Linked DNA regions of Homo sapiens: regions 1 and 3 are each linked to region 2. A link is a loop called in an ENCODE intact Hi-C map of the cell type or tissue named here. Cell type or tissue: heart right ventricle. All regions are shown on one strand.

Region 1 (8,000 bases), 460 kb after region 2:
AAATTCAGAAGCAAGCAACATTCGGCTCTCTGTTATGCAAACTTTAAGATACTAGAAGACTAGACATTTGGCAAGACCATAATTTGAGTACAGAACATGGCATATTAGAAGAGTGAACATATAACTGTCATCCAAACTGGGATGCCTTAAAGGGTGAATGAAACCAGCACTAATCATAATTATGTTGGGACGACAGGTGTATACTGGGACTGTTCTGGGAAAACATGGGTAAATAGTCACCCTATGAATTTTTGGTTTTGGTATCTAATTTTGTATAATAAATCATCCCCAAATCCAGTGCCAAGAAGCAATAACCATTTTACTATACTTACAAGTTTGTGGGTCGATAATTAAGGAATGGTGAAATTGGTCACTCGCCTCTGCTCCGTAATTACTGGATCTTGGCTGGGGTGGTGGGAATGGCTGGAAATGCTGGGACAACTCAACTGGGGCCCTATGTCTGGGGCCTCAGTTCTGTTTGTTGGCTGGGTTCCTTAATTATTCCCCACGTGCCATTTGCTATGGCTAGAATGGTGTAACTGTAGAGATCCAAACATGAAAAGGGCTAAGGAAAATGAGGAAAGCATAGGGATCCTGGAAAAAGGAGGGCCATCTCTAAACACAGCAGGAAATACCCAACACAATGTTTTCCTCAAGTGTACAACACATGTCTTTGGTGATTTTTAAGTGGACTTGACATTGAGTAATTCAATTATGAAATCACGTTTGAAAAACATTTTTTCACCTTTAATCTTTTTGATGATTCATAAGAATGGAGAAAATCTCACTTGCTCAATATCAATGTAGCCCTCAATGACATCTCTCCTTAGCAATAAGAATATATCTCAAGCCCAAAGACTTCAATGGGCAGCACTATTTAGTAACAAAGAATGAATAACACAGTTTTGTTTTCATTGTAATTTTCTTCTATTACCTTCTAATTAGGGCAAATGATGCGTTTTAAAAAAATGTTTGTAGTTGTGATATAAAACTTTCTTTTAAAACATATAGTGGTGATGACTATACAATAGAGTGAATATACTAAAAACCACTGAAGTGTTAAAATAAAGGATGTCATATGTTTTTTTTGTTTTTGTTTTTGTTTTTGTTTCTGTTTTTTGAGATGGAGTCTCGCTCTGTTGCCTAGGCTGGAGTGCAGTGGCGCGATCTCGGCTCACTGCAACCTCCGCCTGCCAGGTTCACGCCATTCTCCCCCTCAGCCTCCTGAGTAACTGGGACTACAGGCACCCGCCACCACGCCTGGCTAATTTTTTGTATTTTTTAGTAGAGACGGGGTTTCACTGTGTTAGCCAGGATGGTCTTGATCTCCTGACCTCGTGATCCGCCTGCCTCGGCCTCCCAAAGTGCTGGGATTACAGGCGTCATATGGTGTTTTGATGGGGAACAGAACTGGAGATATTTGGAAGAGATTGAGCCTAGAGTTGCTTGGTGCCCGCACAAAAAGACTCACAGCTACCAGAGAACAGAGACTGTTAACTCCAAGAGGATGTCTACAGAATGGGGCCTTAAAAATGTAGAGAGGAGGATGGAACAGATAAGATAGCCTGCATTCCAAGGTCAAGGATTAGGGAAAAGAGTAAGAGTCAATTTTGCCCTCTCCTTCTTCAAGTCTGATGCCAGTAACCTGGGCTGCAGTGGTTGAATATATATGTTTCAATGGAGTAGAGAAAGAAATTTTATACTGGCTCATAACTAAAAACTGAAAATGGACAATTGCAACTTTAATAACCAAAAGCCCCTGAGAGATTTTTGAAATCTGCCCAAGACGGGATTCAATACTTTTTTCAGGGGTTAGAGAGATTTGACATAGTACCAGGGGCAATGATTCGAGAAAAATAAAACAATAACATGTTTTTACTCCTCCAAGCTGAGACAATTCAATAAACCACTCAGCTATCATCTAAAAAACAAATAGAACCAAAACTATATCAGTAAAAGTAGGGGTCAATATAAAAAATAGTATATCATACTAAACCTGTAATATAAGATGGTGAAATCATACTAGTGGTTCAATCACGGATAATTAAAATTCGGGAAATACTCAAAATGCAAATGATGGCAAAATTTCCTCCACGATTCCTCAAGGGGTGCCAGTTGAATTATTTTTCCTGACAAAAGCATTCAAGGTTCTATTGAAAGCTAAGGAAATCATCTGGAAGTGAGGAAAATAAGGAGTTAAGCTCTTTAGTCCTTGCTGGTTATTATTACTAACAGAGTAAATTATCAGATTATTGGAGAATTAGTTGCTGTAGCGCTATATTGTGAACTTAGGGAATCGCTGATCTTAATGTGTGCCTAGAAAGGCACCAAATATTGAAGGGTGGGATAGATTCCTGAGAAAAATTGCCCTTAGCAAAAAAAGAAACAAACCACCAAACACCAACCCTGCCTCCTATCCCCCAAATATAACTTTGGTCTCTGATTCTTCTTTTTCAAACTGTTTTGTTTCTCCCACACAATCCCCTTCTTTATTGCCTGTCACGCCCCATAATTCCTTCTTTAATTTTAAAACCCCTGACTTACAGCTGGCTGCTCTTAAGAAATGACCTTTCCCATTTGACAGGTGTAAAAATGTCTTATGACAATGATACATTTGTACACACTCAGAGAGTGGTCTTAGGAGTTAAAAGTAAATGTTCATAATAAGGAATTAAAAGGAGAACTTTCCTTTTAAGAACAAACTGCAGGCATACACGTGTTGTGCAAGTCTTTTTCCAAGAAACATGTTTTAGGAGAAAGAGCCTCAGTGTTCTTCTAGACAAATCTGTATTCAAGTCTTATCTCTACCACATACTAGGACCTTAGTCACATATGTAACCTCTCTAGTCTTCATTATTCTCATCTGTTACCTAGGGATAATCACTCTTTCTTCTTTGGTTGTTATAAAGTTAGAATGAGATGGAACACATAGCCCATGAGGCATGGTTTATGCTCAGAGTATTAGTAGCTGCTCTGTTCCCTCTTACCCTTATAAAAACCATCATAATCAGATAGAAAATCCATGAGAGATTATATCTATTTGTATCTATTTATATGTGTGTATATTCATATCTGTATATCTGTATGCCCAAATGTAAGCAATCAGACAGGCAATGTAAATTGTAAATATGGGAAATAATGAGAAAACAATCTGCCTAAATTCCTGTCAAATTGGAAATAAAAATATAGTCAGCTCCAGGAATTCAGAAATAAAATCAAAGAATCAAGAGCCTAAGAACACAAGAATATATACACAGAATTATTTTCCAGATGAGTCTAACTCATTATCTCCTTGTTGTATATGTTTTTAATACTATGTTCCCTTTAAGAGTGTTGAAGTGTATTAGCAACTTTAGAGAATTGCACCTCACTGAAATTTTGTCAAAAGATCTTAGTCTTTTCCTTTTTAAGTCTGTCCTACAAATCTCCTCTCTTTCTTCCTCTTACTTCCTCCCAAATCCACAGTGACTCCAACAGCTGCAATCCCTCCCTCCCACTCCACCACTCAGTGTGGAACTGTGTTGCCATTGGAGACATCCCCTGCTCCCAGAAGCTAGCTCTGTCCAAGAACTTAGGTGGCGGACTTAAAGTAGCAGAAAGTAGTCAATAATTAGAAAAACAGATTTCAGCCAAACTGAGTAGCTAGAGCTTGGAATCTCATAGCTGAGATATTGGTTTTGCTAATTAATTAGCATAAAAATAATGGTCTATGGGGGAACATAGCTTTCTAAACTTTTGGCTGGGACTATTATAAATGAACAATGTGCACAGGAAAATGTTAATAGTTGCAGAGAAAGGCATTTTAACAGAGTTTTACAGTATGTGGCTTGGGGTCCTCAGGGCAAACATATGCATTACACATCTAACCCCACACTGAGAAAATAATCCCTAATGTTGGTTCCTCTGCTAGTCCTATTAAAAATTCTCCAAAATGTAAAGCCTGCCAATTTCAGGCTAAGAATAAATGGCTCATGGTTCCTTTTGAAACAACATCCAAGATTCATGCACTCAGTGCTGCACACAAAATCACTGTGGGAGGAATATCTCTGGTTTCTGGGGTGCCAGAAAAGACCAATGTGCCTGTCCAGCCCCATTTATTTCAGGCAGGCACCCAAAGGCCACTTTCTGTTAGAGATGGCTAGAGTGGGGATTTAATATTAAAGGATATCAGACCCTATGTTTGCATTAATGCAGAGACTTGGAATCCATAATGGGGAAATGCTGAAAATGCTGTGCATTCTGTAAGATGCCGCTTCTCACGGAATTTAACACTTGACATTCAGTAAAAGATGAAGACTCAGTTCATAACATTGGCCATTTTTTTGCAGATGGCTCTAACACAGTGTTAGTAGTGTGATATTTGGGAATGTGGATGGTCTCCCTTAGCCCTAAATACTTAAATTATTTAAATAGTTAAATTATTTTCATGTGAAAAGATGTGAGGTGAAGGTATAAGTAATAAAAAGCATGGAAAAACTTAGAATTGGTTCAAATAGAATTTTTCTTCCTTGATTAAAAAAACCACTTTGATTTTGAGATTAAAAACTTATTTGGAATCTCAGGTCTCAGCTACGGGATCTCAGATCATTCCTTTTAACCTTTCCTGGGCCTCAACTTTCCCATCTGTAAAATGGAACTACATGGAAGTGAGGATTAAATGGGACAGTGTTACAAATGTTATAAACACTAATTTTTATATACATTTTATAGCTTCTTATGTTATACAATTTGCAAATATAGGCAAATTAATTATTAATATGAAAATTTAGATACGCATATATATATTATTGATTTGATTCCATAAGGATTTATTTAGGTCCTCAATAGCCAGGTCTCACTCAAATTCCCATGTGATTTCTAGTTCCTGCTTGGTAAGAATTCTGCAAATTGTCAGAAACTCACACTTGCCTGGTGCTGGATTACCTGTTAGTAATCACATTAGGGAAGGGGCCACATCTGCACCAGAGATGGTGAACCCAAGTGGACAAACAATCTGGAGCTCACTTCCTAATAATTGTTTACCCCTTTATTCAAGTTATGGCTCAAAGGTTGACTCATCTCTTTGCACTTCATTGTCTTCCAAATTCATTAATCCCCCATTTATGGGAAACTTCATCTTCAAGGCTCTCTTAGGTGGTCTTTTTAACTCCTACAGGGTCCTGGGGTATTTCTGTAAATGACCCCTAGGTTATATGACCATGTCCTCCTAAGGCCTCTATTCTCAAGGGGGGGAACATTTAGACATATTCCCAAAGTTCTTAGCTTTGGAATTTGACCTACAAAGAGAACTGCATGTTTTGTTTTTGACTGCCCCCAGGCCTATATGTTACTGTGTGCTGTGATTTGAGTATGTGCTCAGAGAGAACTGGCCCATAGTTCTGAGAATAAACAATTATGCACATATAGACACTTTAAGCAATTTCCTTAGAATGCTTTTCAAGAGGCCGTGGCTTTGCAAACACTATCTGGTATTTTCATTGACTCTGAATTGGTCGTTGAAAGTGTCATTTCATTTTGACCCTATTTTAACTCAAATTCCCTACAAAATGACAGTGTCCTTTTTTATTTCTAAGCCCAGCCTATTTTCCACCTTTGCCCCCTTTTATGTGTGGCAAAGGAAAGTGTAATTCAGTTGTGTATCATAGGATGACAACTTTGACTTCATGTCCCTGGAATTTTGCCTGGTGAGTGGGTGAGGGGCTGACAATAGGTTACATGCATACTCGACTCTGTTTGCAATGAGAAGGAGGCAGGACAGATCTATTTGCCATAAAAGCACTTAGTTTTTCCAGCAAATTTCCTGGTAGAGTATTGTTCTAAGGAACTAAGGATCTGATTCTCAACAATTAAATCTGCTGTCACATTTTATTTATAACGGAGTTTCGAGATCAGACTAATAACTATAATGTCTTAATTTCCCCAGCAGTTGCAAGGCTGGGGAGAGAATAAAATTGGTTGTTGTACAGTTTTATTAGCGTTAGTCTCTCATAAGAAACATTGATTTCAAGCATGTTTTTCTTAACGGCTGTAACTCCAGGTGACTGTGATAAAGAGGCGGACATTTTTGGGGAGTGTCATATTAGAACCGAATGAACAAAGCTGGAGATCTGTGTGTGTGGGTTGAGGGGATATAACAAACAGAAAACGGGGTCCATGTACATTGAAGCTCCTTCACCTAATCTATCCCACATATTATTCTGGACTTTTTAGAAAGATGCAGCACAAGGAATAGTAATCTATTTATTGTTGCAGTATGTGGAAAGACAAGGAGACATGATACCATGCGTTATGGTAGAATGAAGGCAGGGCGATCGCTGTGGTTGGAATACAGAATATATATTCATTCGTGTGCAAAGGAACGTTATGGATAAAAGGGAAAAGAGTGGCACTGGATGACGCTGGACAAAGAAAAATAAAATGTAGTCATACTAGATGAAGACCTTTACTTCTGGCCTATGGCAAATAGAATGTAAGGCAAAGGAGACGTGCAGTTTCATGGGTACATTCAATAACAAAGTGATGCAATAGACCTTTGACATCCCTGCAATCCTTCCCTTCTGTTCCAAATTGCGAACAAGCTAGTCTGGAGGGAATATTGCTGTGAGAAACAGATAAAAAGGTTTAGTCACTATCACATGAGAAGGGTTAAGAACACAACAAAATATCCATGTAGCAATTTGCCAACTTGGCCTTGTAGTCATCTGGGACACAAACAAAACAAAACGGATTTCGGGATCTTCCCCTATGAGATTTCTGATTTGATACATCTGAGATAAGGCCCAATGATGTCCTTGAGCTTTTTAGGTGACTATATTAGTGAACAATGATTGGGAACCATTTGTAATTAAGGTAAAATTTCTTAAAATCAGATTCAAGACATCTGGTTTCAAAATTTCGAAATAAGGAACTTTCTAACTCCATCTCTTAAAAATCTCCAAACATAAGAAAAAATTTTAAAAAGAAATACATAGTTTATCTTTGAGAAAACTAGGAGATATCTGAACTCTGGAACACGGTATTTTTAAAAAGGATAATCTGAGAATGAGTTGGAACTTTTAGGAATTAAAAATATAATAGCTTAAAATTTTAAAAATCACTAAACTTTGGATAATAATGTTATTCAGAAATAAAACAAATAGACGGACAAAAAGAGACTGAGAATAAGGAAATTAGAGGATAGATCTAGTAGAAATTATGAAAAAATAAGCAGAGAAGTAAGAGAAAAATGAGCAAAGAAACAAAACAAGAGAACCAAAGGACAAATATCTTCAAATGAATGGGGCCCACTGAGTACTGACACCAAGACATTCACAATAAAAACAAGCTTAAAAAATCTTCCAAGAATAGAAAATCGAAAAAAAGGATTCAAACATAAAATGGATCAGGTTTTCAGGATACTGTGAGAATGGCAGTTGGCTTCCCAACAACTTTGTTGAAAAGTAGATAACAATGGTGCCTTTGAAATTTTGAAGGAAGTGATCTTCAATCCATAATCTTCTACTCATAACAATTACAAGTCTAATGTAATGACAAAAGGCATTCTCAGATATGTGAGGTCTCAAAAATTTTCATTCCAATGCACTTTTTTTCAGCAAGTTGCTGGAAGATGTTTTCTAGTAAGATAAGAGTAAATCGAGAAAGACAAATATACCAGAACCAGGATCTAATACAGATGTGAAGGAAAGAAAATTTGCAAAGAGAAATTCCCAGGTAACAAAAGTGAAACTCAAAAGAGCAATGTATTAAATATAGACTGGAGCAGTCGAGTGGAAAATTCAAATAGGATTATATCCATTAAAAGAGAAATGATAAATTATCTAATGAGCTTAATCGTGTTCAAAAGCGATTAAGGGGCATATTTCAAAAAGTTTGGTAGATGAAAAGAGGTTTAATTAGAGATGTGAATAAACAAATAGAATTTAAAAAAAATGATGGAACTCTTAACACCAGGAAAAAAAGGTGTGTGATAAAGGGTGTGTAACCATAGTATGTATCACTTG
Region 2 (8,000 bases):
TAATTAGGAAATATTTAAAACTATTGCCTGAGGCAATAAAAAATATGAATCTTTCCAAATTTATATTAAAAATACAATATGCATTTTAAATTCTAAAAATAGTTATCCAATTGTTTTAAAAGAATGTGTTTATATGTTCATATTCAAAAATACATTATGTATTTTTTAAATTCTAAAAATATTATTTTTCAATATCCAATTGTTTTAAAAGATGGTATATGTTTTATTTAGTATTGCATCCTAAATATGCCACTATCTTTATTACATACTTTAAATTTGCACAAATTCTGGTATAATAATGGACTAAATATAAAAATCTAATAAACCAGTGTGTACCCTTTAATAATATAAAAATCATAGAAATTAAAACACACTTTCTCTATTTTTGAGAAATAGAAAAGTAAGACAAAATAAACACCTTTGGGGTAATGACTCAAAATTACTGGTTTAGATGGGGTAGAGGAATTACTTCAATTATGATATAAAGCATTGTAATAATGCAAGCCTTTTAGAAATAATTATATAGTGATTATTCTCAAAGATAAATATACACAGATGTTGCTAGTACATTTTTAAAATTCTTAATTTGAAGACAACATACAGAAACTGCATTACCAGTTAATTGGCTTTAGGAAGAAGCAGAAAAATCTTAACTGCAAGTGTATTTGTGAAGCTTCTGGTAAGTTCTATGGAATGAATTGTGCCTGCAACTTAAGGCAGAAAAAAATGTCATTTAAAAACACTGGAATCACTCAGTTAGATGTGCCAGAGGCCCAAAATGCTTAACTAGTGTTGGACAGTGCTATTTTTAAAAAATGAATAATTATTTATAATTTATAACAAAAGATTAATATAAAAAGATACTGGACCTTAATTATATTCTTAGAAAGGCTTTCAACCAAGATAATTTTCATTTAAAAAGGAGCATCTATTTCAAAACACTTCTCAGTTTTTTGCATATTTATTTACATTGCAAAATATAAAAACCAGAAAAGCAGGCGACGTTGTAGATTAAAAGACCATAACTATTTACCAATTAAAAAATTTAGAAGCAACAACACGTTGAGGTAACTAAAAATTAGCAAGACCAATTTCTCTAAGACATGCTTGAAAATCAGTCTCCCTATTTTATAAACCTTAGGTATCATCTAATGATAATATGTGTACATATTTGACCAACAGAAGAATGCTGGATATAGGAATAAGTATCATTATAAGCTTCACATGTCAAAAGAAACAGACATCCAAATAAAAAAAGATAATATATGAAAGCCTGAACATGACACACAATGGTACATTTTATGACTAAATAAAATGCTTAGATAGAAATTCTTTGACAGGTGATACAAACTCTGGATTCCTCCAAGTCATCATGAGAATGGAGGAAATACTTTTCTCTTTCTTTCCCTATTCCTTTTCCTATTTTGTGTCTCAAAATATTTCCTAAACAAATCTAGATTCTCTCTATAATGTCCTTTCTCCTTTGCATGTAATGACATTGGGAGGGATTGGTAATTCTGCTGCGGACTTCAAATAATAACAGAGAAGACTTTCTGTTGCACACTTACATAAAAGTTTTAGTATTTGATAACACTGCCCATGCAAGTGTTACTTACATGTTACTTATTTCTATATCCATCATTCTTCTGTTGGTCAAGTGTTATCCTCTCACTCTAAATAAATTTTTTATTTAGCTGCATAGAATCTTTATATTTTATATTTGTTTCCTTAGTACTAAATGTGATTTACTTGACCATGAAACTACTATTTGGAAATCCTAGAATGAAAACAGATCTGTTTGTTACCCACTTGAACTGAGTGGGGAGACTGAGTTATAGCTATACTCGCTAAGTGGTTACAATAACTTGGAGCAAGATAAACATTAAAAATTAATTTTCCTTGGGAAGTTATAGCTGAGTGTGGAGATAGCTACATGTGTGTATCCCCTCCCTCCCAGTCATTCATTCCCCTTCTCCAAGCTGTATATGCTAATTTTTTTGGAGGAGAAATTGGGAACTGTTAAACTTGCAGTTAGACAAATTATTTTAAAGTTGGGCATTTTCTAAAGTCTAATTGGGCCAATCCCACTTTTAGTTTTGCACTTATTATCACTGAAAATAGCTATGTATATTATTCACACACAGCCAAACGTATGTATGATGTGTATACAAGGGGAAAAAACTTTTTTTTGGTAATAAGGCCATGCCTTTTTTTAAAAAAAAATACTGCGTGTTGTAGGAGGTATGAACCCGAACAATGTCGTTTAAGTTCTCTAGGACTTTGAGGGTAAACATAATTGAGATTAAAATACTGACGTGCTCACATTTAGTAGAGAGATAAGAATAATTCATCGGGAGCTATTCTAGTCTCACTGGTAATCACATAATTCAACAGGGTTTTTAGAGAATACCTGAAGCTATCGTCGTCTGTTGTGCAATTACATAATTAGTCAGGATCTCTGTAATAAAATCTTTTCTAAATGTATGTGGGTTACTACTAAGTAAATGTTAGGGCTAGTGTTATATTTTTACTTTTAATACTTGTATAACAATTTAAACTGTTAAACATTATTTCCCGACATAACTACAGATACTTAACATGAAAAGAATTGCATTACTCAAAAACTAAGAAAAAAAAAATCCCCCTACATATATTTGTTTCCAAAATGCTGATCAAAACTGCTTGCTTTATGAACATTAACTCACTATCCAATCTCCTCTAGAGTGTTTACTTCTGGGAACTCCGGGGTTGTATTATCTCTTTGGTGTTGGTTGTTTCACCCACTTCTAAATTACTGATCTATTTTTTTGATATTCGCGTGACTACCTATCAATATAAGTCAAAGTGCGCTCTTTCTGGTCCTTTTGCTTTAATGATAACGCTGCGCAGCCAGGAACATTTCGGGAGTCCTCCTACACGGAAACAAACGTGGCCTGGCGAAGTTGAAGCCAGCAACGTGGCGGGAAGTGAGGAAGTAACAGCAATTCCTTATTCTTTATCATTATTGTTGTTTTAGAGTCTTTCCGCGGCGTTTTCGGCCGGGTTCCTGCTCCAGAAGGCCGGCGAGGGGCCCCTTGCCCGCGGCGCGCCGCAGACACACGGTCGGGAAGCACAAAGGCGCGCGGAGCCTGGGCAGCAGCCCCCGAGACGGTCACGCCCTCGCCGCTCTCCGGCCCCATGCGGCCGCACAAAGACCAGAGCCCCACCGCTACCCACGCACCCACCCACGCTCGAGAGGGGCGCCGCGCGGCGCAGGCCGCCACACCCACTCGGGCCCGCTCCCGCCTCCCGGGTCCCGGGCGCCCTGATGAATATGCATCGCGGCGCGCCCGCCCCCGGCTCCTCCTTTCGGTTTCCTTCCCGCCGCCAGGCGGAAGCGAAGAGCCGCGCTTCCCGCGCGCCCAGGCCGGCCGTGGTAGGGTGGGGCGGGGCGGGCCGCGAGCCGGAGAAAGAGAAAGCCAGGGAGGCGACTGCAGGAGGAGCGCGGGCCGGGCGCGGAAGGGTGCGCTGCTGGGTGGCGGTTCCGGGGCAGCCCCGCCGCGGGCCAGGCCAATCCGAGGGCGGGGAAGGGGCGATCGCGCGACCCCGGGGCCGTGCCGGCTGCATCTGACCGGCGCAGCCCCACTCCTGGAGCAGCCCCGCTAAAACAACAATAAAACCCACCACACACACACATACATGCACACACGCACACGCGGGCGCACACACACACACCATCCTGGACGGCGTTCAAGTCAAGCACGAGAAACAGCCTTCTGCAAGGGAGAGGAAAGAAAGCTGGAAATCCAGACAGACTGAAGGGCTGCCTGCTTTTAGACTTGACTTTGACCGCCTTTTCTTCTCGGGCCAAGAACTGTGGCAGTGCAGAAATTACAATTAAAAAATACATAAGACTACTCCCGGATTGCTTTTTTTTTTTTTTTTTTTTTTTTTTAACTAAACACAAAAAGCGACACCAAAACAACCCCTGAGAAAATCCACAAATCTGTACCTGAGACACGTCAAGTCAGCGGCCCAGGGTTCTGTTACAGACTCAAGATCTCTTTTATTTAATGCAATACAGTGCGATGGTATGTGGCTTTGAACTGATGGGTTTTGTTTGCTTCTTTTATTCGTTCTTTGCACCCCCTCCTATCCCTGGCACAGTTTTTCTTTTCCTGTTTGTGGATTGCAAAGTGGCTGTTTTACCCCTTTCCTAAATGTCATTTTTGTTTTACAGGTTGTGGGCTATAGTGCTGCATTTGCAGAACTAATTTGCAAATATGCATTATTATTTAGCGTTGGCAACTTTAGTACATGTGACACACTCTTATGACGGGAATCAGTGAGTAACATTGTGGTCCAAACGGTGCAGAATCTAGCATTTTGTTCTGCTTTAACTCTCTGCTTTATGCCCCTCTCCCCTCAGTGGTGGAAAAAAATTACTGTTCAAATGATACTTTAGTTCTACCTTGTAGGCCATTCTCTCCTCTTGAAGCATTCTTTTCTCCATTTTAATTCACAGATATTCTCATTTAAAAATACATTTTTAAGTGAAAGAAGTACTATTTAACTCTGATTGGTGTGTTGGAATGTTTAAAGTCAGTATTCATTCTAAAGTTTAGTCCTAACCCCCATCCCCTCATCCCTGAATTTGTGGCATCCTATTGTTAGCCTTTCTTCCGCACCCCCCACCAACTTTTTAAAACCGATTTTGATGGATTTCTTTCCACTCCTGTTAATAGTTTCCCCCCAACCCCGCTATTTTTGCTGCCGATTTTTTTCCTCTTCCTATGTGTGTCTCTATCTCTCGTTCTCCTTGTCTTCTTTTCCCCAATACGTCTGAGACACATTTTAATGCACAATATCCCATCCATTAAGTTGTGGTTGAATGTGAAGTGTGTGAGGACTTGGCAGCTTTCAGATTGAAGGGGGCGGGGAAGCCAGTTTCGACTTTGACACAAGATGCTGAAGTGGCGTGATCAGAATTATTATTAGGGCTGTGAACATGGCCATCTTCTGCTCGGGTTGGAAGAACTGCCACTGAACTTGAGACAGGACAGACAAGATCTCTAAGTATTTTTCCCCCACCCCCCAAGTACAGTAGCTGGCAGGGAAAAGGCGCCAAAATACACAAGATTAACTCTGACTTTCTTTGAACGGATCTTATAGCACCATCCTTGTAACTTTAACTTCCAATAGGCGGGAAAAAGTTAACTTTTGATCCCACACTTGAACAGACATTTAAATCAGCCCTAAAATGGAATAAGTCCAGAAAGTAACACACGCATGCTTATGTGGTTAGAAAAGAATGCACGTGTAAATAAGCAGGGTGTATGTGTGTATATGACTGAGGAGTTCAAGATTTAATCAAAATCAGAATTAGTGTGACTTTCCAGTGTATTTACAATATGAAGAAAAGCATTGTGAGGCAAAGAAACTGACCTTTAAGCATCCTAAGTAAAAACTGCAAAGAGTTTGTGAAACACAAAACGTTGTGGTTTCCAGTTTTACATTTGAGGTTTGATGTTTTCATTTAATGGTATGAGAGATGGAGAAAGCTCTAGCGCTGAAAAGTCCCTATTAAATCATATGTGGGCAAAGGTCAAGCACTCCAACTCACTGACGCAATATACTACAGATTCCTGCCTAAGTGATGAGGAACACAGGAAAAAGTACTTTGGCAATAAAATTATTAGAACAGTAATTATCATCGGTGGTTGGGACTGCATTCTTGTGCACTGGGAAAACGTTTTTACTGGCCCTGATGAATTTTAAAGCCAAGTATTGTTGAAAGCTATTTTAATAGGAAATTGATTAGCTGAGTGTTCCATACAAGAAATGGTGACGGTTTCATTGTTTGAGGTCCAAAATAAATTTTTATTCTTTAGCAGACATAGGCATCCCTTTAATTTTAATATGGTCAGACTGAACAGCAGCATAATTTTGAGTGAATGTGATGTCATGAACATCTGTAACTTTGTTTTTGGAGTTTTTGACATTACACAATTTGATAATATTACTGCTTTGAAATTTATTGGCTTGTGTAGTTAAAATTTCAGATACACTCAGAGATAAAGTTTACTGAACATATATTTTGTTTAGGCCCAATTGTTTGTGTTTTTTCTTTGTAATTACAAAATTGTTTCTTAAATTTTAATTTGAAAATTAAAATGCACAATTCTGTTGTTATGCATTGCTTTGACTTTGAAATTTTGTTGTTATGCATTGTTATGCAGTTTTCAAAGAAGAAATGAGAGAAAGGGGTGCAGAAAGTTTGAGTTGCTCTGCCATGCACTTTTTATACTTAATACAGAATGTAAAGACTACTTAGCCATTTTGGACAGAGCTTTCTATACCTGTCTTAAAAACCCATCTGTTTTCCTATGTTACAAGGCATGTGTATATGGGTAATAGAAGCCAGTTTACCTGTAGAAATAAAATGGTCATATAGTTTTACTTTATAGGTCAGCTATTTTGAAAAAGAGCAATAACTGCAACTCTCTCAATATCAGCAGACAAGAGACACTGTGTGAGAGAGTATATGGAACCTTTGTAACATTGTGGATAAGTGAGGCAACTATTACCTCTATTTTCAAAGTTTAAAATACATCATGCAAAAGTTACAGGGCAACTGCTGACTTTGTAATCTGTGAAGCAAGTGTCTTACAGTGTTGGGAATCTCTGTTGATGCACTGGCCTCATCTCTGTTGAGAAGTGAAAACCGGATAACCTTAGTGGAGGAATCTGGCTCAGTTGGTGTTGAGATCAGAACTGTATTATAACTTGTAAATATGCTAGAAATGTAGACACACTTAGTGGGATGCTTTTTTTTTTTTTTTAAACAGTGGAGTAGAGGCATTTCGGCAGTGACATTATTAACAGCGTCATTTTTCTCATTTACTTTTGTCCTCAGGGGACACCAAATAGCTCCCAGAGGAGGAGAAAAAGGTCCAAGGTTATTTATTCATTTCAGTGCAAAGGGCTAGCAATGGGGGTGGGGAAACTAACCAGTTGTGAATTCTCTGGTGGGGAAAAAATTACTACCCTAATTTGACAGTAGTACGTTAAGGGCTGGGTATGATTTTGTTTTTTGTTTAAGAGTAGTAGACAGTAGTAGTAGTACTCAGTAGTAGTTTAAGAGCTGGGTAATTTGATTACCTGAGCTGGTAAAATTGATTTTGCAATTCTCATCAAGTACAGGCACTTTCAATACTTCTTGATTGTTTATATATGCATTTATGAGTGGATTTTTGGTGTTCCTCCTTGTGGATATAAATTTGTGTTTTCCAGACTACACATGTATGATTTTTGTGGTTCATTTGGAAAAAGGAAAGATCCCAGGGCATGGTGCAGTAGATACTTGCAGTTTTGCAGGCCTGCTTTCTGGGGTCAGGAGGTCATCTGTCTCTTTTGCATTTAGTTTTTAAATATTGATATTGGTGATGCAGCCAGGGTGTGTAGAATAGTTGAACCTTCTTGCAAACCACATGCAAGAGCCAAAAAAAAAAAAAAAAAAAAAAAAAGGCATCGAGTGTATTGGAAATGACAGCTTTGTTAAGTTCCAAGAAATCTTTCATGAAACTGCCCAGGATTTGCAACCTGTCGCTGCAATTTCTTTAGGAAGGAAAAGGTTAAAAGAAAAACAATATTAGATACTTGAGATGTCAAGCTCCTCTCTGGAGATCCGTAGTGAAAGGCTCAAATGTGGTAGCGTTGCTTATTTCAAATATACAACTGGGTTTTGAAAAATCCAGTGAGCTGAAGCACTGGCATTCTATTTAGAAATCAATAAACTTTCTGTTAGTTAGAAAGGAAACTTTTTTTTTTCCCTTATAAGGCAGCAAGGAGATCTAGGGAGGAGATCTTTAAGAATACTGAAATAACAGAGTTTCCTGTTGCTGAGAGAATCATTCACTTCTTTCTGCCTCCTCAGCCAGGTTTTGGGGTGAATGAAAGTGGCCTGTCACACCAGTGCTTTTAACCCTCTCAGTGTGGGAGGGAGAGATGAAGAGTTTAGG
Region 3 (8,000 bases), 550 kb after region 2:
AGAGCAACCAGTGTGGCCTTCAGTGACCCTGTGAAAAACTGCCTAGCAAAATGGGCCACTCTGCACCCCGTGTCACTTGCCTTCCCTGGCTATGCTTCCTTACCGGTTTATTATTTTGATAGCCGTTGATATGTGTGTGTTGAGAAGTGTCATGATGTTTAGAAGGGTCTTAAGAGGTCATGAACAAGTGTGTTGAACAGATGATTGTCACAGCCTGAGCTCAGAGAAATGACAGCTTCGCACATTGTCAATGCTTTGTTTTCTCTGTTGCTTTGGGCCTTTTCCTGTTCTGGACTCCCCTGGGTTACACAGTAAATTAAATCTACTGTTAAAAATAAAGACCATTTTATAGTAAGCTAATTTGCGTATATGTGGCCATCCCACTGTAAAATACATCTTTAGAGACAAAAGTATCAAGAGCTTTAAAATTATTTTTAAAACTAGAAGCTCTTAGGCCCATTTGGGTTTCGGATGGGACTGAACTTTCCCAGCCTCTGAGGATGGCATGATTTCCCGTGTTTCCTTGGGAGTCTCATCTGAAATAGAATTGGAGGGAAAGGCAAAATGATTGACAAGGGCAGGTGATGTGAGCTCAGGCATCCTGCTGAGGGGGCTCACTTAGGATTCCAAATCAAAGTCAGCCACAGCCCCATGCTGGTTTGTGCTGCCCTGATGTAGACACTGAGTCAATTCCGTGCTAAGTACTTACGATGTACAGATTAGCAAATACAAAGGTTGAGGGTCTCAGTGCATCCTCTGTCTTTCAGAAACAAGCAGGCGGAGTTTCATTAGTGAGGAAATTAACTGGGGCTGACATGAAGCTCTAAAAAGCATTTTCTAAGCTTTGTGTGTTTTTCCATGTGGTTGTTACCGGGGTTTCTTGAATTGTATTGTATGATTTCATTCAGAAAACATTTATTATCTCTTTACTCTCCTTCAAAGCCTTGCTTAAAGTGCTACAGACCCAGAAAAGAAACTGATACTCACTAGGTACTGATTTTGTTTTTCCACATAGATTATAATAAATTCAATCCTCACTCTAATTTTTTACATTAAATATCACTATATTAATTTCACATAACTGAGGTCTGTTATATGTGAATGCACCGCAGCTAACACAGCAAATGATAGACCCATAATTTGAATTAAAGTTTCATATACAGATGAATAAGACACAACCCCTGCCTAGGAAAGCCCCAAGTTACTAGGGGAGTAACGTATTAATAGAAGATCTCAATCCAAGATAGATAGACCAAGATTAATGTTGTAATGAGTGTGTAGCTTGGAGCTTTGCACATAGTAAGCATTCTATAGATGTTTATGATGTTAATGAATAAAGAATATGCATGAACAATGTGGATGATAAATATAAAAACACCCTTAAGTATGAACTCTGAAATAGTGTTTGTATGACAATAAGTTTATATTCAACCTAGGAATAAAACAGTCTATGAAAGGAATCACATGGGGCTTGGATAAATCATTCTACTATTTTCAGAATAATTTTTCAGCAACGATTTAGAGAGACTGGCTCCCAGTGTTTTTGCTTGCCACACAGACCTCCAAAAAATGAGGTCATCATAGGTTACATTTCTGTAATTCATTTCTTTGGTTACCTAGCCCAGACACAAAAAACCTCTCACCTCAAATACCTGTCTTGATGTATTTGGGGTCCTAGCTGAGCCAAAGCTAAGTTTAATTTTTTCTGGTGAGTGGAATTGAGTGGCACTTTCCCCCTTTCTCTGTCTTACTTGCCCAAGCATCTACTTGCATTATATTAGAAGTCAAACATGGGAGTAAAAAGAAAATAAAATATATGAACCCCACCTCTTCATCAAGGATGAGCCTGGAAAGATGCAAACCATTTATTTCAGGAAGAAATCAGCTGGTCTTTGAGAGAATAAAGGCTCACTCAGAAGCCCAGCCAGAGGGCTGGAGGAGAATGAGGAGACATCTTTACAGTTGGAGCTTGGGCCTGGAACCCAGTCTGATTCAGTCAGGAGGTGATGTGCCTGCTGATGTAGAGCTGTCAACGTTCCCTTTCTCTGTGTGTGACCTAAGAGAGCTCACTCAAATTGTGAAACACCTAACAGAAGCACCCAGGTACAGGCCCCTGAACAGTTACACCAAAGTATGGGAGCTCTTTCTCATTTTCTGGCCAACTACTGTTTGTTGGGGGCCCACAAGTATGAGGGACATTGATGCCTGGAGACGTTGGTGAATATCTGTCTGTTGGAGTGAGGGTAAGGGCAGCATGGAGGCTTGGCTGGCCCCAAGAGTGGCAGCAGTGAGGACATCTGGATCCACAGGTCCTGGCTCTAGCAGTCTAGAAGACAGCAGAATCTTGAGTCAGCAGCTGAGGAAAGGGTGGCTGAGGAACCTGACACTCAGGCAGCCCCACACAGCATGGGGACTCCTGAGCATGTGCAAGACACTCCTGGGGACATCCACAAAATGCCATGTGGACTTTTCAAGACTTCCTCTGTGAGCTGGGATGTTTTCACTGTTTGAAATAATGTTTAACTTCCTCTCTGCATCAACATGAATAATTCTCAAAAACAAAATGTTGAGTGAAAAAAGCAGATTGCAAAAGGATAAGTACAATATGCCGCCACTTATATATATGTTTTAAAATACATGAAACATTGGAATATATTTTTTGGATGCATATACATATCTATGGTGGCATTTTTTAAAAACAGGGATGGGGAAGAACACAAGTTGCCTTGGGATGGTAGTTACCCCCAAGAAGATCTCCTCTGAGAAAGGGGAAACTGTGAAGGCACACGCTGTGATTCGACTCCATGCATTTCATTTTCCCCCCAAAACATTTCTGAAGCAAATATGGCACAATTTGAATGCTTGTTCTCTCTAGGCAATGAGTTCTTTATTCTTGTTTTTTTAAAATGTTTGTTGCAGTTTTAAATGTTTTGTAAATATTTTTTAAATAGAAAAAATCAGGTTTACATTTTAATGTTAAAACATTTGTATACACAGGTTGATGAGGCCTGAGGCTTTTGGGCTACATTCATAACTTTATTATCTTTAAGAAAAAGGATTGAAATTATCCAAGAGATCTACTTTCCTTGAGAATTAGACACACGGAAAGTTTCAGCTTTATACTTTGTATGGCTTGGAGTTATCCATACACAAAATGTTCTCTTTAATTGTTATAAAGGTAGAAATGTGATTTTTAAAATTATCCTTGCTTAGCTCAAAAGCACCTGAAGACATTATGTTCAACTTATGAAAACTTTATTTTTGGGATAAGACCAAGATAAAAGTGCTCAGAGTCCAAAAATGTTAATACATAGAAAAGTTTTTGAATGAAAAAGTAGCTTATGCAGAAACTCTGCATATAATTTTAAGTCTAGTCTGCTCAACAATGAATGCTATTATTTATTACTCCATTTTAGACTAAGCTATTTGTCTCTACACATGCATGCCATCCCTTTGACACACGTTTTTGGTTTGGATTACTTTTGCTTGAAATCAATAGAAGAGAAAATGGAATCCTGAATACATGATTCCCCAACTTTCAAAAAAATTCAACAGTTTTACATTTTCTATTTTTAGTATTCTCCTTCCCTTCCTTTCCAGCAAACATCTTTGAGTACGGAAAACAAGTAGACTAGCTGTATTTTATTAACAGGGCACAAAATTGTGAGATGGGAAAGAGAATGTGCCTTTCTAAAATTCCAACAAATAGCACTAGAAGTCAAATGGAAAGTGACTGCAATTTTTTGGGGAAAGTTATAGTTTATCTTTGTGTGTGTGTGTGTGTGTGTGCGCGCGCGCGCGTAAGCACCTGTGTGTATTTGGTAGGAGGGGGGACGGTAGAGAGGGGAGTTCTTAGACCAAACATTTGGTCTATACTAACAGGACTATGGAAGCCATTCCAATGGTCTTGAAGAAAGACAACAGTTGTCTTAGATCCTGCCTGTTTTTTCCCTTATTCATTCTTTCCCCACATCCCTCATTCTACACGGAATCAGATTCCTGCTTTCCTTTTCACCTTCTAAAATGATGACACCTCTGGTATCTTCTGTCGTATCTGTATTGCACGCACATATACATAATGCACACCAAGAGGAGCTGCGTTCTATCTGGTGTTGCTAATAATTTCATGAGTATTCTTCTTTTCTCTAACAGGATTGTAACTTCCTTGTGGATATGGGACTTATAAGGTTTTTATTTTGTTTGTTTAGTTCACACAGCAGTACAGTAAATGAGACAGAAAGACAAATCCTAGGCACACTCTGAAACTAATTGTACCTCAATTATATAGACAAAATAGAAGCACAGAGGGTGGAATGTTTTGTCCAGTGATATGCAATGAGGGGGCTGGAGTGAGTTCAGCCCCTAAACCCTGTTGGGAATGGACTCCTACCCTGGTCTCCAGCCTGTCAGATTAGAAATATGAAATTCTGCCCCTCCCCGCCCCAGTATTTGTCTCTCTATAAGTTTGATTGATATGGCAAGAAATCATAAAATTTAGAGTCAAGCGAATGTTATTGCCTTTAATTGGGGGAGTGGCATAACCTTACTGAGTCTCCATTTGCTCATCTGTAAAACAGAAATGATAAAACCTCTATATAAAGTGTTGGTGAGGATAGACTTAATTTGAGTAATTGTATGTTCGTTGCCTACCACACACCAGATGTTCAATAAACTGTAGTTCCGTTCTCCTCTCTACCAGGCCCTTCTATTTGATGGCTGGCATCAGCTTCATATACTATAAGCTTCAGGGCTTAAATCTTTTTCCCAAACCAAAGGAAGTGACAAAACATGTCAACTACAGAATTGTCCTCCCTCATCTTGCACTTCAAATATGTGGTTCTTCATCCACTCTCTCATTTAGATATCACTGCAACTCAATTTGAGCCCCAGATTTTTATGCCATTTGAAACTTATGAGCTGCTGGTGGTCTTCTTTGAGCATCAGCCAGATTAGTACATGTTCTCAAAATTCCTTCCCTTTCCCATTGGTCCAATGCTGAGATATGCGGTGGCTAAGCTAGGCTTCCCTTCCGTGAAGCTGGAGCTTAGATAAGATTTGAATCCAGCTGCCATAACTCTTAGTCAATGACTCCTCCTATGCTGCTTGTCCACACTAGACACCCAGTAAATAGTTGCTGATTGATCTGCTGAGATACAGAAAGATGGACCAGACCAAAGCAAATGACTTTGTAACTGATGAGGAGTGGGCAGAGATGTACCAGAAAGGTGGATGAGGCTGTTGGTGCATGTGGCCAGAAATGAAATAAAGGGCTGAGCTGGGAGATAATGAATAGACTCCGTTCTACTGAAAGTCCAGAAGTGGTAAGTCATATTGCATGTTTAAAATGGTAAGATTCAAGAGTGGTTTCTTTCCAGACAAGAAATGTTCAAACCATTCAGGTTTTAAGTGGATCCATTTACTAAGTTGGCCTGCTTCTAGCATTATATTTATCCATTCTGCTATTATTCATTTGACAAACACTGACTGAGCACCAAATCAGATGGAAGAACCTTCTCCCATTTCCTTGGCCTTATTTCTGTCCTAGGCCCTCGGCCACTTGGTTATGGAGAGTTCTGGCTCTTACTAGTACTGCCACGGCAGCAGCTGCCATGACTATCTCTGGGGAACACCCACTTTCTCAGTCTTCCCTGGCGAGTGCTCAGCTCCGACACTATGTCCATCATACCCTTTGCGGTAGAAGCCACACAAACCTGGAACTCAGGCTCAACTTAACAAAATTCATAAGCCTCCTCTTCCTCTTACCACTTTGCAACTTAAATAAAGCATTCTAGGCTGGGCACGGTGGCTCACACCTATAATCCCAGGACTTGGGGAGGCCACGGTGGGGGGATCATTTGAGGTCAGGAGTTCGAGACCAGCCTGGCCAATGTGGTGAAACCCCATCTCTACTAAAAATACCAAAATTAGCTGGGTGTGGTGGCACATGCCTATAATCCCAGCTACTTGGGAGGCTGGGACAGGAGAATCCCTTGAACCTGGGAGATGGAGGTTGCGGTGACCCAAGATTGTGCCACTGCACTCTAGCCTGGGCAACAGAGGGAGAGACTGCCTTCAAAAATAGTAACAATAATAAAGCATTCTAACACAGGGTCTGCCATCTGGCTTCCCTAGTGGCTTCCCTGAAGTACGGGGATTGAGAGTACCAGGGGCTGGGTAGGTACCTTCCTACTGGAGAACTTTGATCAATGAGAGAAAAGAGGATATAAACTCCTTTCTTTTGTTTTCTCCAATCCACCATTCTAAGGTGCAGGGACTCTGTTTAGCTCATCTGAACATATCCTTTATAGCTGAGCAACAGACTGTGTCTCTTGGGAAGCTACAGCCAGCTTGGTAATTGACAGCCCTGACTATGACCTTATATTTGTGTCTCCTTTTTCCTTATTTCACTTTTTTTCCCCTCTCAGCCTTGTTGCCCAGAGATTGTACCTCCCAACAAATAATTAATTATCACTAAGGTTTGCCTTGGCACATCCCTTTGGCGGCTTTGCCAGCAGACGCAAGCAGGTAATGTGAACCAGACACCGTGCTAGGTGTGGGACATCAAATGGTGAACAAGACAGATTTTTGCCCGACCCTTATGCAGTTTTCGACCTAGTGAGAGAGACAGGCCATATGCTATTAAACAACAATAAACAGAAAAAAAAGCACAATTTGTGATGAGTTCCATAATGAAATAAAATTTACTTCTGGGAGGACATAGTGGTGGAGGGGTTGGAGAAAATCAGTTTAAATATGGAGAATTGAAGAGGTCTCTGTGAGGAGTTTATACTTAAGTTGAGGCATGAGCCAGCCATGATAACAGCAGAGGGAAGAGAACTCTCAGCTGCTAGAGTATACAGCACATAGCAAAGCCCCAAAGCAAGAATGGGGTTTGAGTGTTTGGGGCACTTGTGGAAGATAAGGATGATTGCAGTGTCGTGATCAAAGCAAAGAGTGGCTGACTTGAGGTTGGGGAAGATGCAAGAGTCAGATCCTGCAGACTTTGTAGGCTATTGAATCAGGCTGAATTTTATTTTAAGTGCCACTGGAAGCCACCAAAATACTTTAAGCAGAGATATTACAATAGAATCCGGTGGAATGAGTCTCCTTAATTTATTAGCATAATGCCTTTTACTTATAACCTTAATAATAAAAGAACACAAGGATTATGGCTGTAAATACATGGAAGTAAAGTTTATAACATATTTTATGTGTTAACACAAGCACAAATATATATATGTACATGTACCGTTAGGTACATATACTCTGTATACGTAAGCATGTATATACTACATATATACATGAATTATATGTGCTTATGTATATATAGTATATGTACATATATAGTGTATATATACATGCTTATATATACATATATGTGTATATATACATGCTTGTAACCACCACTCTCTCCTAAGGAATCATAATTTATTATACTACTAATTTTATTTTTTTGTCCAGTTAGTCCAGCAGTGTTTGCTTCTTTGGCCGCTTTGCTCATGTCCATTCATGTTGGTTTATTTCCGTGTATTAATTTCAGAAAGTTTACAGTATTTGTGGCCGCAATTTCTTGAAGTACAGAGCTTCTTCTTTCTCAATTAGAGTTTCTTCATTAACTGTAGTTCTGTTGCTATGGCTGTCATTAGTGTAATCTGCTAATTCAGAAATTCACGGAAGTACGGAAATACATTTTGCTAATGTGCATTGCAAAAGGCCCTCTAAAAAAATGCCTCCTATATAATGTGATTTTCAAAATGCCAGCTGCAGCTGCCAGGGAAGAGCTTTTATAGACCAACCTGGATTTGGGTGAGAGCAATATGTCTTCTAGGCAGAGAAAGCTCTCCTCTACCACTCTATAAAGGCTTTTCTCGATGGTTGCTACCTGTCTTTGACCCTCAGATGTTTCCAAATTGCCTCTCTGGAGGCAGCTTTTTAGCCAGCTCACTTCTATTTAAGCGTGTTGTGTTAAAGAGCTGGCAAGATTTTTTAGAAGAGTTTCA

Evidence for each region. Hi-C counts contacts between places; a loop is a spot of excess contacts. Peaks named below come from ENCODE experiments on the same cell type or tissue, not always from the same donor. Only the 100,000 strongest peaks of a DNase experiment are listed, where the experiment ranks them.
Region 1: it touches region 2 in a loop (3-fold over the local background); 4 of 110 quality-filtered maps call a loop at or near these places.
Region 3: a loop joins it to region 2, with 2.0 times the contacts of the local background. A loop is called at or near these places in 2 of 110 quality-filtered maps.

The regions. Positions count from the first base shown.
Region 1 is chr9:13,858,810-13,866,809 of GRCh38, reverse strand. All of the region lies in intron 7 of LOC101929507 (a long non-coding RNA gene), which reads left to right. Among named protein-coding and RNA genes, the nearest start is that of LINC00583, 65 kb to the left of the region's middle. In heart right ventricle, no CTCF peak of the experiment used is centred here; a DNase peak (open chromatin) is centred at 3,509; H3K27ac peaks cover 3,694 bases.
Region 2 is chr9:14,318,011-14,326,010 of GRCh38, reverse strand. The region is part of intron 1 of NFIB-AS1 (NFIB antisense RNA 1); the gene reads right to left. It also overlaps a transcript of NFIB not described here. Among named protein-coding and RNA genes, the nearest start is that of NFIB-AS1, 4.9 kb to the right of the region's middle. RefSeq lists a silencer at 3,108-3,767. In heart right ventricle, CTCF peaks have their summits at 3,167 and 3,367 (motif pointing right); DNase peaks (open chromatin) are centred at 3,550 and 4,950; H3K4me3 peaks cover 6,417 bases; H3K27ac peaks cover 8,000 bases.
Region 3 is chr9:13,771,548-13,779,547 of GRCh38, reverse strand. No RefSeq gene overlaps it. Among named protein-coding and RNA genes, the nearest start is that of LINC00583, 150 kb to the left of the region's middle. In heart right ventricle, no CTCF peak of the experiment used is centred here; no DNase peak of the experiment used is centred here.